2 separate regions of the Homo sapiens genome follow, and region 1 is linked to region 2. A link is a contact called in ENCODE Hi-C or POLR2A ChIA-PET data. All regions are on one chromosome and are shown on one strand. The core of a region is the stretch at or near the end of the contact, and the rest is flanking DNA. Distances in the headings are between cores, read along the strand shown. Region 1 has its middle 99 kb from the start of RUNX2-AS1. Region 2 has its middle 8.8 kb from the start of RUNX2-AS1.

Region 1 (6,966 bases), core at 4,311-6,810, 91 kb after region 2:
TAGTCTTGGGAGAGTGTATGTGTCGAGGAATTTATCCATTTCTTCTAGATTTTCTAGTTTATTTGAGTAGAGGTGTTTGTAGTATTCTCTGATGGTAGTTTGTATTTCTGTGGGATTGGTGGTGATATCCCCTTTATCATTTTTTATTGTGTCTATTTGATTCTTCTCTCTTTTTTTCTTTATTAGTCTTGCTAGCGGTCTATCAGTTTTGTTGATCCTTTCAAAAAACCAGCTCCTGGATTCATTGATTTTTTGAAGGGTTTTTTGTGTCTCTATTTCCTTCAGTTCTGCTCTGATTTTAGTTATTTCTTGCCTTCTGCTAGCTTTTGAATGTGTTTGCTCTTGCTTTTCTAGTTCTTTTAATTGTGATGTTAGGGTGTCAATTTTGGATCTTTCCTGCTTTCTCTTGTGGGCATATAGTGCTATAAATTTCCCTCTACACACTGCTTTGAATGTGTCCCAGAGATTCTGGTATGTTGTGTCTTTGTTCTCATTGGTTTCAAAGAACATCTTTATTTCTGCCTTCATTTCGTTATGTACCCAGTAGTCATTCAGGAGCAGATTGTTCAGTTTCCATGTAGTTGAGCGGCTTTGAGTGGGATTCTTAATCTTGAGTTCTAGTTTGATTGCACTGTGGTCTGAGAGATAGTTTGTTATAATTTCTGTTCTTTTACATTTGCTGAGGAGAGCTTTACTTCCAAGTATGTGGTCAATTTTGGAATAGGTGTGGTGTGGTCCTGAAAAAAATGTATATTCTGTTGATTTGGGGTGGAGAGTTCTGTAGATGTCTATTAGGTCCGCTTGGTGCAGAGCTGAGTTCAATTCCTGGGTATCCTTGTTGACTTTCTGTCTCGTTGATCTGTCTAATGTTGACAGTGGGGTGTTAAAGTCTCCCATTATTAATGTGTGGGAGTCTAAGTCTCTTTGTAGGTCACTCAGGACTTGCTTTATGAATCTGGGTGCTCCTGTATTGGGTGCATATATATTTAGGATAGTTAGCTCTTCTTGTTGAATTGATCCCTTTACCATGATGTAATGGCCTTCTTTGTCTCTTTTGATCTTTGTTGGTTTAAAGTCTGTTTTATCAGAGACTAGGATTGCAACCCCTGCCTTTTTTTGTTTTCCATTTGCTTGGTAGTTCTTCCTCCATCCTTTTATTTTGAGCCTATGTGTGTCTCTGCACGTGAGATGTGTTTCCTGAATACAGCACACTGATGGATCTTGACTCTTTATCCAATTTGCCAGTCTGTGTCTTTTAATTGGAGAATTTAGTCCATTTACATTTAAAGTTAATAATGTTATGTGTGAATTTGATCCTGTCATTATGATGTTAGCTGGTGATTTTGCTCGTTAGTTGATGCAGTTTCTTCCTAGTCTCGATGGTCTTTACATTTTGGCATGATTTTGCAGCGGCTGGTACCGGTTGTTCCTTTCCATGTTTAGCGCTTCCTTCAGGAGCTCTTTTAGGGCAGGCCTGGTGGTGACAAAAACTCTCAGCATTTGCTTGTATGTAAAGTATTTTATTTCTCCTTCACTTATGAAGCTTAGTTTGGCTGGATATGAAATTCTGGGTTGAAAATTCTTTTCTTTAAGAATGTTGAATATTGGCCCCCACTCTCTTCTGGCTTGTAGGGTTTCTGCCGAGAGATCCGCTGTTAGTCTGATGGGCTTTCCTTTGAGGGTAACCCGACCTTTCTCTCTGGCTGCCCTTAACATTTTTTCCTTCATTTCAACTTTGGTGAATCTGACAATTATGTGTCTTGGAGTTGCTCTTCTCGAGGAGTATCTTTGTGGTGTTCTCTGTATTTCCTGAATCTGAACGTTGGCCTGCCTTGCTAGATTGGGGAAGTTCTCCTGGATAATATCCTGCAGAGTGTTTTCCAACTTGGTTCCATTCTCCCCATCACTTTCAGGTACACCAATCAGACGTAGATTTGGTCTTTTCACATAGTCCCATATTTCTTGGAGGCTTTGCTCATTTCTTTTTATTCTTTTTTCTCTAAACTTCCCTTCTCACTTCATTTCATTCATTTCATCTTCCATTGCTGATACCCTTTCTTCCAGTTGATCGCATCGGCTCCCGAGGCTTCTGCATTCTTCACGTAGTTCTCGAGCCTTGGTTTTCAGCTCCATCAGCTCCTTTAAGCACTTCTCTGTATTGGTTATTCTAGTTATACATTCTTCTAAATTTTTTTCAAAGTTTTCAACTTCTTTGCCTTTGGTTTGAATGTCCTCCCGTAGCTCAGAGTAATTTGATCGTCTGAAGCCTTCTTCTCTCAGCTCGTCAAAATCATTCTCCATCCAGCTTTGTTCCGTTGCTGGTGAGGAACTGCGTTCCTTTGGAGGAGGAGAGACACTCTGCGTTTTAGAGTTTCCAGTTTTTCTGTTCTGTTTTTTCCCCATCTTTGTGGTTTTATCTACTTTTGGTCTTTGATGATGGTGATGTACAGATGAGTTTTCGGTGTGGATGTCCTTTCTGTTTGTTAGTTTTCCTTCTAACAGACAGCACCCTCAGCTGCAGGTCTGTTGGAGTACCCTGCCATGTGAGGTGTCAGTGTGCCCCTGCTGGGGGGTGCCTCCCAGTTAGGCTGCTCGGGGGTCAGGGGTCAGGGACCCACTTGAGGAGGCAGTCTGCCGGTTCTCAGATCTCCAGCTGTGTGCTGGGAGAACCACTGCTCTCTTCAAAGCTGTCAGACAGGGACATTTAAGTCTGCAGAGGTTACTGCTGTCTTTTTGTTTGTCTGTGACCTGCCCCCAGAGGTGGGGCCTACAGTGGCAGGCAGGCCTCCTTGAGCTGTGGTGGGCTCCACCCAGTTCGAACTTCCCGGCTGCTTTGTTTACCTAAGCAAGCCTGGGCAATGGCGGGCGCCCCTCCCCCAGCCTAGCTGCCGCCTTGCAGTTTGATCTCAGACTGCTGTGCTAGCAATCAGTGAGACTCCGTGGGCGTAGGACCCTCCGAGCCAGGTGTGGGATATAGTCTCCTGGTGCGCCGTTTTTTAAGCCGGTCTGAAAAGCGCAATATTCGGGTGGGAGTGACCCGATTTTCCAGGTGCGTCCGTCACCCCTTTCTTTGACTCGGAAAGGGAACTCCCTGGCCCCTTGCGCTTCCCAGGTGAGGCAATGCCTCGCCCTGCTTCGGCTCGCGCACGGTGCGCACACCCACTGGCCTGCACTCACTGTCTGGCACTCCCTAGTGAGATGCACCCGGTACCTCAGATGGAAATGCAGAAATCACCCGTCTTCTACAGCTCACCCTGGGAGCTGTAGACCGGAGCTGTTCCTATTCGGCCACCTTGGCTCCTCCCCTTGCTACCAAATTATTACTAAGCCTCCTACAAAGCAAGGTCTCCACTACTCCTTTGCTCAAGCATGGTGACTCTAACCTTTGCATTCATGGATGTGGCTGGCAGGATGCCCCGTGGGCTCAAACCATTTCCATAAAGTACACGTGCAAAGCCCCTGCTGAGAGACACCAGGAACATCTTTCAAGGCTCTCAGCTCCAGCTTCTTCTTTCAAAATGCACAAGGTACAGTTTCTGCTGCCCACGTGGTCACTGGAGGGTGTTAATTCTCCGACCCAGCCATTCCTTCCAGAGCAGGCACGGTATCCTGTCCACCCTGTCCCTATAATGCCCAACACCATCTAGGCGTGTAGCTGGTACCCAATACTTGCTGATGGAGGGAGCAGTCCCTGGGCCCACGCTGGCAGCGGTGAGCTCCGTCTCTTACTTCCTGAGGGATGCCTGGGCTGCCTGGATGGAGATGAAGACCTGTCTGCTGGCCAGTCTGGCAGTGGCCCGGGAGGGAAGGTCATGATGACCTGTCTCCTCTACAGCTTCCAGGCCTCGCCTTTGCTTGTTTTCTGGGAGCCTCGGTGTCTGCCCACAATGGCATGGCTCCTTCAAGCTGCCCAGATTCTTGGCCTGGTGTGTGGGCCGCACGGCTTGTTTCCATGGTGAGCATGGCAGGGGTGGCTGGCACCCCCAGGCTGACAAGCATTCCTCCCAGGTCTCTCTGAGCAGAGCTTGTGCCAGCCACTCTGTTCCCAAAGGGGGTTTTCTGATGTGGGGGGTGGTCACCTCAAAATTGGCTGTGCTTTGAGCTAGAGTGAACAAATAGAAGACATTTGTATCCATTCCTTTCTCTGACATCCTCATTTGGTCCTAAATGGGTTTGGGATGCCTACAGGAAATATCGCTTTTGGGAGGGAGCTTGGACATCATCTGGCCTGACCCCCTTCACCCTGCAAATGGATCTCGGAAGGTCACAAAGGGCAAGAGACGGGCTCAGGGCACAGAACAGATGCAGCACTGAGCTGGGAGGAATCCTCATGTCTCCTGAAGCCTGTGTTCTTTCTGCTATAGCGCGTCTTGGCTCTCTGGAGTGAGTTACCCAGTGTTACTTCTACCCTAGGAAGGTGAGGTGTGGCGCGTTGGGACTGCCTGGAGCTGTCAGGCCACACGCTCATGCACATGCATGTATGCACAGTGGGAGTGGATACAAAATTTAAAATAAAAAACAATTTTAGTTTGTCTAAACCACGGGTTGGGGTGAGGGGTGGTGAGCAAACCACGACCAGTGACTTACTCTTGTACAGCTTGTGAACTGAGAATGACTTTTACTTTTTTTTTTTGAGATGGAGTCTCGCTCTGTCGTCCAGGCTGGAGTACAGTGGCGCAATCTTGGCTCACTGCAAGCTCCACCTCCCAGGTTCACGCCATTCTCCTGCCTCAGCCTCCCAAGTAGCTGGGATTACAGGCACCCGCCACCACGCCCAGCTAATTTTTTTTTTTTTGTATTTTTAGTGGAGATGGGGTTTCACTGTGTTAGCCAGAATGGTCTCGATCTCCTGACCTCGTAATCTGCCTGCCTCAGCCTCCCAAAGTGCTGGGATTACAGGCGTGAGCCACCGTGCCCAGCCTACATTTTTAAGTCGTAGTGAAAAAATAAGATGTGACAGTGACTGTATGTAACCTCAAAGCTGGAAATACTTAACCATGTGACCCTTTCCAGAAAAAGTTTGCCAATCCCTGACTTGATGACCTGTCTGATTGTTCACCCAGTAATGGTTGGCAGTCTTCCTAGGACATTCAAGACTCCCTCTTTATAGGTAGATCTGGTTGGCTTCATAGGCTCAGACTCTGAAATGCAGAATTGGCAGCTTTCTTCCTTCGTCTGTCAGATGCCTATGGCTTTTCTAAGTTTCTTGCTGTTGCTGAATTTTTCTCTCCTCAGGATAAATCAAGCAGTGGAATCCTTTGTCAGGTGAATTAGGGAGCCGAGGCTGGTGATGGACATTTACTGCTGGTACCCACGGTAGGGCAGGGAGGCAGGGACACTGTTGCCTGAGGTGTCCTGCAAATAAATGACTCGGCTGGGGCTAACCAGAGTTGAAGGCTGAGAACAGACAGCTGCCAAGAGTGTGACAGGGAAAATGTCTTTCCCGTCAAAGAAAAACATAAAGATGCTTGCAATCTGAGTATTTCTGTTTCCTCCCCTCCACGACAGGCTTCTCAACTAGTTCCTGTCTAGCCAGGCTGCTCATTTCTTTATAGTCACTGAACCAGAATAACCACAGATCAAGCCGGAAGCACATGATAACCCGCTGAACTCCGCACAGCCCTGGCTGGGCTTCTCTGAGTGAACAAACGCTGCCCTGGTCTCCGCAGCTGTGAAATATCCAGTGAGCATCCAGCTGCGGGTTAGTTACTTCCACAGTCAGAGAAGGAAAGAAGAAAATAAGAGTGACAGATGCACAGAACCACGGACATTCGAGACTGTCATAGCTGTTCACAGTTGTTGAAGATTTACAGGCAAGCCGTTTGGAGTTTAAATGTGAGATGACACCAGGGGCCTCTAATGTACAGTGGAGCTTTAAGCATGATATGGGGGCAGAAAATGGTCTGGGAACCCCCTTCTCTGAGATCTTAGAAGTTCTGTTCTATTGACTCCAGGCAGGGCTGCAGCCACGGTGCACTTCATGGACTCATAAATATAACATTATTGGACAAAAAAACCCCAATCCTTCTCTGACTGATTAGGCCCAGATTGGTCAGCCCATAAATCAATGCTGAATAAGAACTATAAAGTTGTGAATCAATGTGTCCCAGATCTCCAAACTGGAATGAAAAAACAGGAATAAAATAGCTGGAGCTCTTCCAAGATCCTTCTTTTCATCCCCCTCCTCCCACCGCCCCATATGCTAGTATGCTAATTTTAAAAGGCTTCTCTTTTCCGCTCCTTGGCCTGGCTGTGGACAGCATTTCAGGGCAGGAAATTCGGTCTAGAAGTGTGGCTGAGGAAACAAGAGGCTGTTCTGTTGCATTTCTGTTCAGGACTGATCTGTAGCTCTGTCGTGTATCCTTGGTCATGTATCCTTGGCCAGGGTCTCCACCTGTGGCCGAGAAGTGATGGCATTTGTTGTCTGTGTCACAGATACAGGAAGGGAACAAGAGTGATCAGGTCATGTGTGGTCCATGAATGGTTTTTTAGGTCCAAGCAGTTTAAGGGCTCTGAGTCCCTGCATTGAAATATTAAATATAATAATGGATTCTCACCTGTAATCCTAGCACTTTGGGAGGCTGAGGCGGGTGGATCATGAGGTCAGGTGTTCAAGACCAGCCTGGTCAAGATGGTGAAACCCCATCTCTACTAAAAATACAAAAATTAGCCTGGCATGGTGGCAGACACCTGTAATCCCAGCTACTCGGGAGGTTGAAGCAGGAGAATTGCTTGAACCCAGGCAGCAGAGGTTTCAGTGAGCCGAGATCATGCCACTGCACTCCAGCCTGGGCGATAGAGTGAGACTTCGTCTCAAAAAAAAAAAAAAAAAAAAAAAAAAATGGAGTCTCCTCTTAGAACTGCACATGAGGTTTAGAAATGCCACCTGGTCATCCCTGTTGGACATGGTTACCCTCTTTGGATCTGGGAGCTGAGGGTATCTGCTGTGAATGTTGTCCACGTGTA
Region 2 (6,684 bases), core at 2,781-5,280:
CAAATTATTCTTTACATTTTCTCACCATTTTTCACATTTCTCATTGCTTTTTTTACTACTAGATTCTGTGTAATCTCTTCAGTATTAAAGTTCATTGATTTTAATGTTTACCCTATTTATTTAAATTATTTCATTTATTACATTTTTAATTTCTAAATTTCTGTTTGGTACTTTTCAAATGTGGCTAATTTTGATAGTCTCTTTTACCTTTCACATAGTTTCAATCTCCTCTCATATTTATAAACCTATTAAACATACTAATTGTATATTCTATATTTGAATAATTCCAGTATCTGTGGTCTTTGAAGGTCTGATTGTAGAGTTTATTGTTTCTGCTGACTTTCACTCAGAGTTGTTTATTTACTTTTTATTACTGATTTTTTTTCTACAGAGCTCATTTTCTTTGTAACTTAATAATATGTAGTAATTCTTTGAGGCTCCATTTATCACCAACTTGGAATCAATTTAACTTTGTAGAGTTTTATTTTAGCCACATTTGTTGTGTATATTCAGGCCCAAAGTTATAAACCTACACATCTGTAGTTAGAAATAGGGAGGGGGAACTTTTTCTTTTTCTTTCTTTGTTTTTTTTTTTTTTTTCTACTCAGAGTCAAGACCAAGCCAGTCATGTATCTCCACCTTGTTCTGTGGGATAGATGTTTTTTTAGCTCCGTCAATGGAGTGTTGCCTTTCCATGATATTGGCTTATTTGTGGGTCTCCATTCTGATATTTCACTCACCTTGAGCTTCAGATTTTTTTCTCTCATGTGCAGGAAATGCTGACTCCATCACTTGATGATGACTCTGGATTTGGGCATTCTGATCATTCATGGGGCCCAAGGAATTACTTTCTAGATAGATCTGTCATACATTTAAAATTTTTTTTATATTTTTCCTAGTATAGTGAGGGATTTTTCTTAAAATCATGTCTACTCTATTGTCAAAAAGGTAAGACCTCACTTTTTTGCATATTGGGTAAATTATGTCTCTGAACTTTCATTTATTTCCTCAGTAAGGTGAAAAAACACATATCATTAAGATTTTTGTGAGGATTAAATAAAAGACTGGATATAAATGCCTTCCATGTAGACATTTAATAAATGATGATTGTTACTATTACTGCTGCCACTATTCTACTATCAATATTAGTACAACCTATTACTAACAACACAAAAGAGCCTGTTCTTCCATGGAGAATCAAATAACTATCCAATTAAAACAAAAATAGTTAATTTTTAAAATAGTTAAGATTTAAGCTTTCTAAACATATTTTTCATGTGTATTATGTTGGGGAGGGTCTTTTGTTTTTAAACACTACCCCTTGAGTAGTTAATAATAACAGACATGGGCCTGTACTCTGAGCTATATCTTTGATAGTGGTATGTGTGTGGGCTAGAAGTTGGGCTCCAGTCAATAACCAACACCAGAGTCCATAGTGGAAACACTTCCGTTCTGTGCAGCATGGGTGGGCAAGCTGAAAGAACACCACTTATTGGAAGAAAGGTGCTACACATATACAATGAGGTGTTATATTTATTATTATTTCTATTTTAAATTATCCATTGAAGAAAGAAGACATGGAGAGAATTTTTAGTGAGGTCCAGGGTCAAATTGGGTTCAGAAGCCCAAAGGGGAACATGGTAGTTTTCTGACTGGGATGCATGTGACCTTGGGCAGGTCAACTAACCTCTCCCAGCTTCATTCCCCTCATGGGTAAAGCAGAAGAGTGGGACTGTGTAGTTTTAGGGAACTTGTACATCTAAATTCTATGATTCTCATCTTTTATTCTCATCCATATCCCCTGGACTCCCTAGTTCACTGACTTCTAGGACCCATAATTATGACTATGTGAAAGAATACTCTTTAATCCAGCGATGCATTCCCAGAGTGACATGTGCTCTAATGTGAGAAACAGTAATGAGAGCTACAGTAGAAACAGAATCCTTCAGTGGCTTTGGCCTCCCCAACTTGATGAGATGCTCATTCATCTCGGGTGTGTGGTTGGAACATGAGTGGGTACAAAAAAGGTGCCAAAATTGCTGCCTGAGGAAGGAAGTAGTTGGAATTGATACCCTGTGAGTGGGGTTAGCTATGTGCAAAAGTAGACCACACCTAGAAACAGGGTATAGTTGTGTTTCTAAGAAGACTCAAGAAGCAACTTGATCCTGTCAGGGGACTGGGCCATATCCCTCAGCCTGGAGTGCAGGGGGTGAAATGTACAGCACTGGTACACGAAGGAGGAAATGGCTGAAGTGCAGTGGTCTCTTTGGAGTGGCTTGGAAGCAAAGGCATATTTCTGTTGATGGGACATATTAGGAAAGGACAGTGATGTTAGAGATAGTTAGAATGAGGCTCAAAGCATGGCTTTTGGAGCCTCTCATCTCTAACTGGAGGCCAAAAGCAGTGGCATGGGGGCTGTTCTGTCATTGTTTCCCAAACTTCAGTCATTTGGATGCCACAGTTAAGATGTTTGCTGTATCCACCTGCTCTATTATTTCTTTAACATTTGTATTGAAGTTGATTTGTTTTTATTGAAATGTTTATTTTAAAAGGAAGCTTTCTATCATTATCAGAAAAAAACCAGTATCACTTGCCATAATTAGAAGACAATCATCCTGTCTCCCCCCCGCACACCATGAAAATAAAGCAATGTCATGAAGTCCTAACGAGGTTATCTTACCTGTAGAAGGCTGTGGGCCTGAGGATTGCTCCTTTCCTGTTAAAGGGAAGATTAGAAAGTGTTGGACTCACCAGCACACCCAGACTTTCTTCTTGGAGTAGTAAGAAAGACTGACAGATCATAGTAATGGGTAAAATTTGTTGAGTCTCTTTTTACATATCCTCCCATTGACACCTCCAGATTTTATGAGACCAGTGATTCTATCATTTCCATTTGTTTTCTAGCTGAGGACATCAAGTCTGAGAGAATAAACCACTTGCTCAGAGCACCCAAGCTAGCTAGGGGTGTAGACAATGGGAAGCGAAGAAATTTGACTCCAGACCTGGAGTTCTTCAGCACAGGACTATATCTTCTCTTACGTGTCAGTCTGTGCTATTGAATGCTTTGACTTCATGGCCTCTGAGAGCATCTCAAGTGCCTCCTACAAGCATTTGCTGTATCAGGAGTTTCAGGAATCTTACCTGAAGGTGCTTAATAAGGATTGGTCTCTTCTCCTCCCCACAACCCTCCTGTTCATGGGACAGACCATCCTGAGCCTTGGTTCCAGTATTCAAGGATGCTGGAAGAGAGGTGGCCACTTCATCTCAAAACACTCGTCCTTGTCCTCTGACAATCCCAGAATTTCCAGGCAACCTTCCAATGGTGACCTGCTTTCCACAGTGGGCTTTCCAACTGGGGTGAGAATGAACCCATCAACTGATAGTAACGCTTGATTTTTGGTTCACAGATGTACCTTAGTGATGGGTACAGGGCCCTCTATCAATATTTACTGAATGAGTGAGTAAATGTTTGGCAGTTATATTTCTAAAACTAACAATGAGATTAATAATAAAATGGCTACTTTATGAAGCTCCCATGCTACACCTGACTTGGTCTTAAATGTCCCTCCTGTGTTATTTCCTCAAACAACCCTATGAAGTAGGTGCTGTTGTCCTCTTTTACAGATGAGGTTGGAAACTGAAGAGCTAAGTAACTGTTTGATCCAAAGCCTGTGGGTGCTCCCAACTCTTGCTTATGCTGCTCCCATCAGAATTGCCCACATGGCTCTGAGTTCTGATGGATTTGGTTAATGATGGTCAGGCCCTTTGAGCACCACCTCTGACTTTACTAACAAGCTGAGTCTCGTTTCCGTCGGCCCCAGTTTCTTCATCTACAAACAGAATATTACTGAAGAGAGCACATGAATGCACTTGGTACATGGCCAGCATTCAATAAAAGGCATTTCTTATTATGGGGAGGAAGCAAAGAGGAACCGCATGGGGAAAGAGAAGCCACTTCAGGAGGATAATGGAGATGGCAGCAACGTTCTTTCTGTTTTTTGGTAACTATGGTGAAGGTGTCAGACAAGGCCTCCAAATGCCAATTTCCCCCTTTCTCAGAAATGCCCCAGAGAGCAAACTCTCCCACCCCAAGTTCCCCCAGAATGAGTATTCAGCACCCTTAGTTGTTGGATACACATCCTCCTGGGCCATGTGGCCCCCCTGCTGCCCGTTGCAGAAACAGCCTGCTGCAGCTGTGGCATTGCAGGAAGTTAATCCCCTCACTCAGGGCGGAGACCAGAGATGGGTGGAACACCCGAGAAGCACAGGCAACGGTGGTGATAATGAAGAGCGTGTGCGAGGCTGGGGGGGCCACCAGGGAGGGGCGGGAGGGCCCCCTGGAGGGTGCAGGGAGGAAAGGGTGCTGAAGCCTCTAGTTAGCTGAGCTCAGCCCCTCCAGCCTGGACACTGGCAGGGTACAGTCCTTCCCAGGGCAGTGTCAGCAACTTGACCCTGGCACCCGAAGATCCCTTCCACCATGGAGTGTGAGGTCTGAATTTGAGAAAGACTCTGTTAATGTGATGTGGTCTCTTGTCTTTATCCATCCTCATTACCCCACACCCCCGCCCCTTTTCAATCACTGTATCAACCCTCAGTTGCCTGTTTACTTGGTTTTGTGGTTTTTCACTTAGATGTGGTTAGAGAAAGGTGGGGTCAGAGGACAGGTTCTCCACCCCGCTCCTTCACCCCCACCCAAGTGTTCTACTTGGTCTCAGAGAGCAGAACATGACACTCTTGGCACAGCAGATAGATAGGGAAATTCTGATTCAGTTTCTCTGGGGTGGGGTCCACGTGTAGGTATGTGCTCTAAGCTCCCAGGTGATCGAGAGCCACTGCTGTAGTTATTGAAGGTATTGGATGACTCACTGCATTTAGAAGGCAAGTCAGTGGGGAAAAAGTTGAACCCAGCTAGTAAGAGTTAGCATTTCTTATTCCTGCACAAACATTAGCTAAGGAGGATTTGACTACCTAGAGTCTTTTGACAAGGCTCTCAAAAACTTATTCCCAGCACTCCATGGATGTGGACAAAGAGTATATATTGTCCAGCTCATTTTATACCTGCAAAATGGCATAGTTAGTAAATCACTGGGGAGCTAAGAAGTTATGATAACAATGGAATGACTTAGCAGAGATGATGGTGGTGGTGATAAGAGGGACAAGCCAAGACCCGAAACCTTTGATGCTCAGATCATTCCACAGTTCTTCAGATGTTATTGAACCAATAGGTGTGCCCTAGAATAATGAATTCCATCCAATACCATCTGCCAGATCCTGGAGGCCATCTTAAACCTACCAGGATAGCTTGGAGGGCACAAATGCCACTTAAGGAGAGAGAGGACAGAGCCAGGGCTGCTTCCTGCCAATATATTTACAGGAGAGATTATGGGCTTAGAGCCTCAGTGAGACTCTGTAGAAAGATATGAGGAAGTTTAGGGATTTTTAAGGAAATGATAGCTTACTTCGTGGGCAGTGCCTGTGTGCTGGATAGTCAGTGGGGCAGTGGTGTGGTGTCAGGACATGCCAGGTGCACACGTAGCAGGCCTGCAGAAGTCTCAGTTATGAAAAGCGTGGAACACACCATCAGTGACAGATGGAGAGGCCCCCCACCCCCACTCTCACCCTGCCACACCCTACCCCAGCCTCTTAGACCACAGGTGCAGACCCAACTCCAGAGTTTGCAACACAGATCAGTAAGAGTCTCCTTCATTGTGTTATTTATATTTTCCCTTCCCCAGCAAGATTGCCTGGTTCAAGATTCGTTATCCACCAGCAGTTACCATTGAGAAATGATGATAGAACATGAAATACCACTCACAATGACAGCTAAACCCACAACATACCTGGGAATTGACCTCACAGAAGATCCCCCAAACGTTTTTGGGAAATTAACAAACAAACTATTTTAAAGTGTGTAAAAATGAAAGGATGATATTATAGCAGAATACCTTCAATGTAAAGTAAAACATGTATACTCCATTTTTAAAAATGATATAGACATATTCAAGGACTTACAGTAAGTAAGTGGATAACCCTGGGAAGAGGGAATAAACTAGGGGCTCATATACATAGACACATATATATTATCTGATAATACCTAAACACATTTCCTCAGCAAATAATAGTTGCTTTCTTGAATACTCAACCCAAACAGGCAAAATGTGTGTATCTTCCATGGTGCTTAGCTCAGTGCCTTGCATGAAAAAGGTGCTCAATACACATTTTTGTAAAAGTTCCATTAAAAATAATATTTATATAATATTTACACATTATGAATGTATAGCAAATTTAGAACATGTACATTATAGAGAGAATCTAGAAAATACACATTATGAAAATTTATAAAATATCGATAATCAAAAGTATGTTAAACTCACCCATACTACTCCTTATGGATAACCCCTATGAACATTTCTAGATTTATTATTCCAGATTTCAATTAGGGTATTTTTTATGATTGATTGATGACTTTTACTATGTTTTCATCCAGTAGTTTTAGCCAGTTTGTAGTTTGAATGAAAACCATTTTGAAATGAGTTCAGTGTACAAAATATTCACTATGCATGAAGTGTAGTGTGTGCAAGGCAGGAGCAGCTAGCCTGGGAGTGAGTCCGAAAGGTGATGTCAAGGAAGACGAGGGGTCAGTCAGGCTCAATGTGATGGGGTTGATCAGGAGAGGGACAACAG

Evidence for each region. A loop is a pair of places that touch in the nucleus more often than their neighbours do. ChIA-PET counts read pairs that join two places held with the same protein, here RNA polymerase II (POLR2A). Pooled maps may share reads with other maps.
Region 1: a map of naive thymus-derived CD4-positive, alpha-beta T cell shows a loop between it and region 2 (3-fold over the local background). The contact joins two enhancer-like sites. A Hi-C loop is called at or near these places in 2 of 168 maps with a recorded cell type or tissue (CD4-positive, alpha-beta memory T cell and naive thymus-derived CD4-positive, alpha-beta T cell) and 7 of 50 pooled maps. POLR2A ChIA-PET finds 5 or more read pairs at or near these places in 6 of 52 experiments (CD4-positive, alpha-beta memory T cell, IMR-90, activated CD4-positive, alpha-beta T cell and 2 more).

Annotation. Positions count from the first base shown.
Region 1 is chr6:45,672,096-45,679,061 of GRCh38, forward strand. No RefSeq gene overlaps it. Among named protein-coding and RNA genes, the nearest start is that of RUNX2-AS1, 99 kb to the left of the region's middle. RefSeq lists enhancers at 5,667-5,726, 5,737-5,856. Within about 2 kb of position 5,561, at least 10 of the 41 ENCODE cell types and tissues checked have a DNase peak (open chromatin) inside an H3K27ac peak, as active enhancers do.
Region 2 is chr6:45,582,246-45,588,929 of GRCh38, forward strand. No RefSeq gene overlaps it. Among named protein-coding and RNA genes, the nearest start is that of RUNX2-AS1, 8.8 kb to the left of the region's middle. Within about 2 kb of position 4,031, at least 4 of the 41 ENCODE cell types and tissues checked have a DNase peak (open chromatin) inside an H3K27ac peak, as active enhancers do.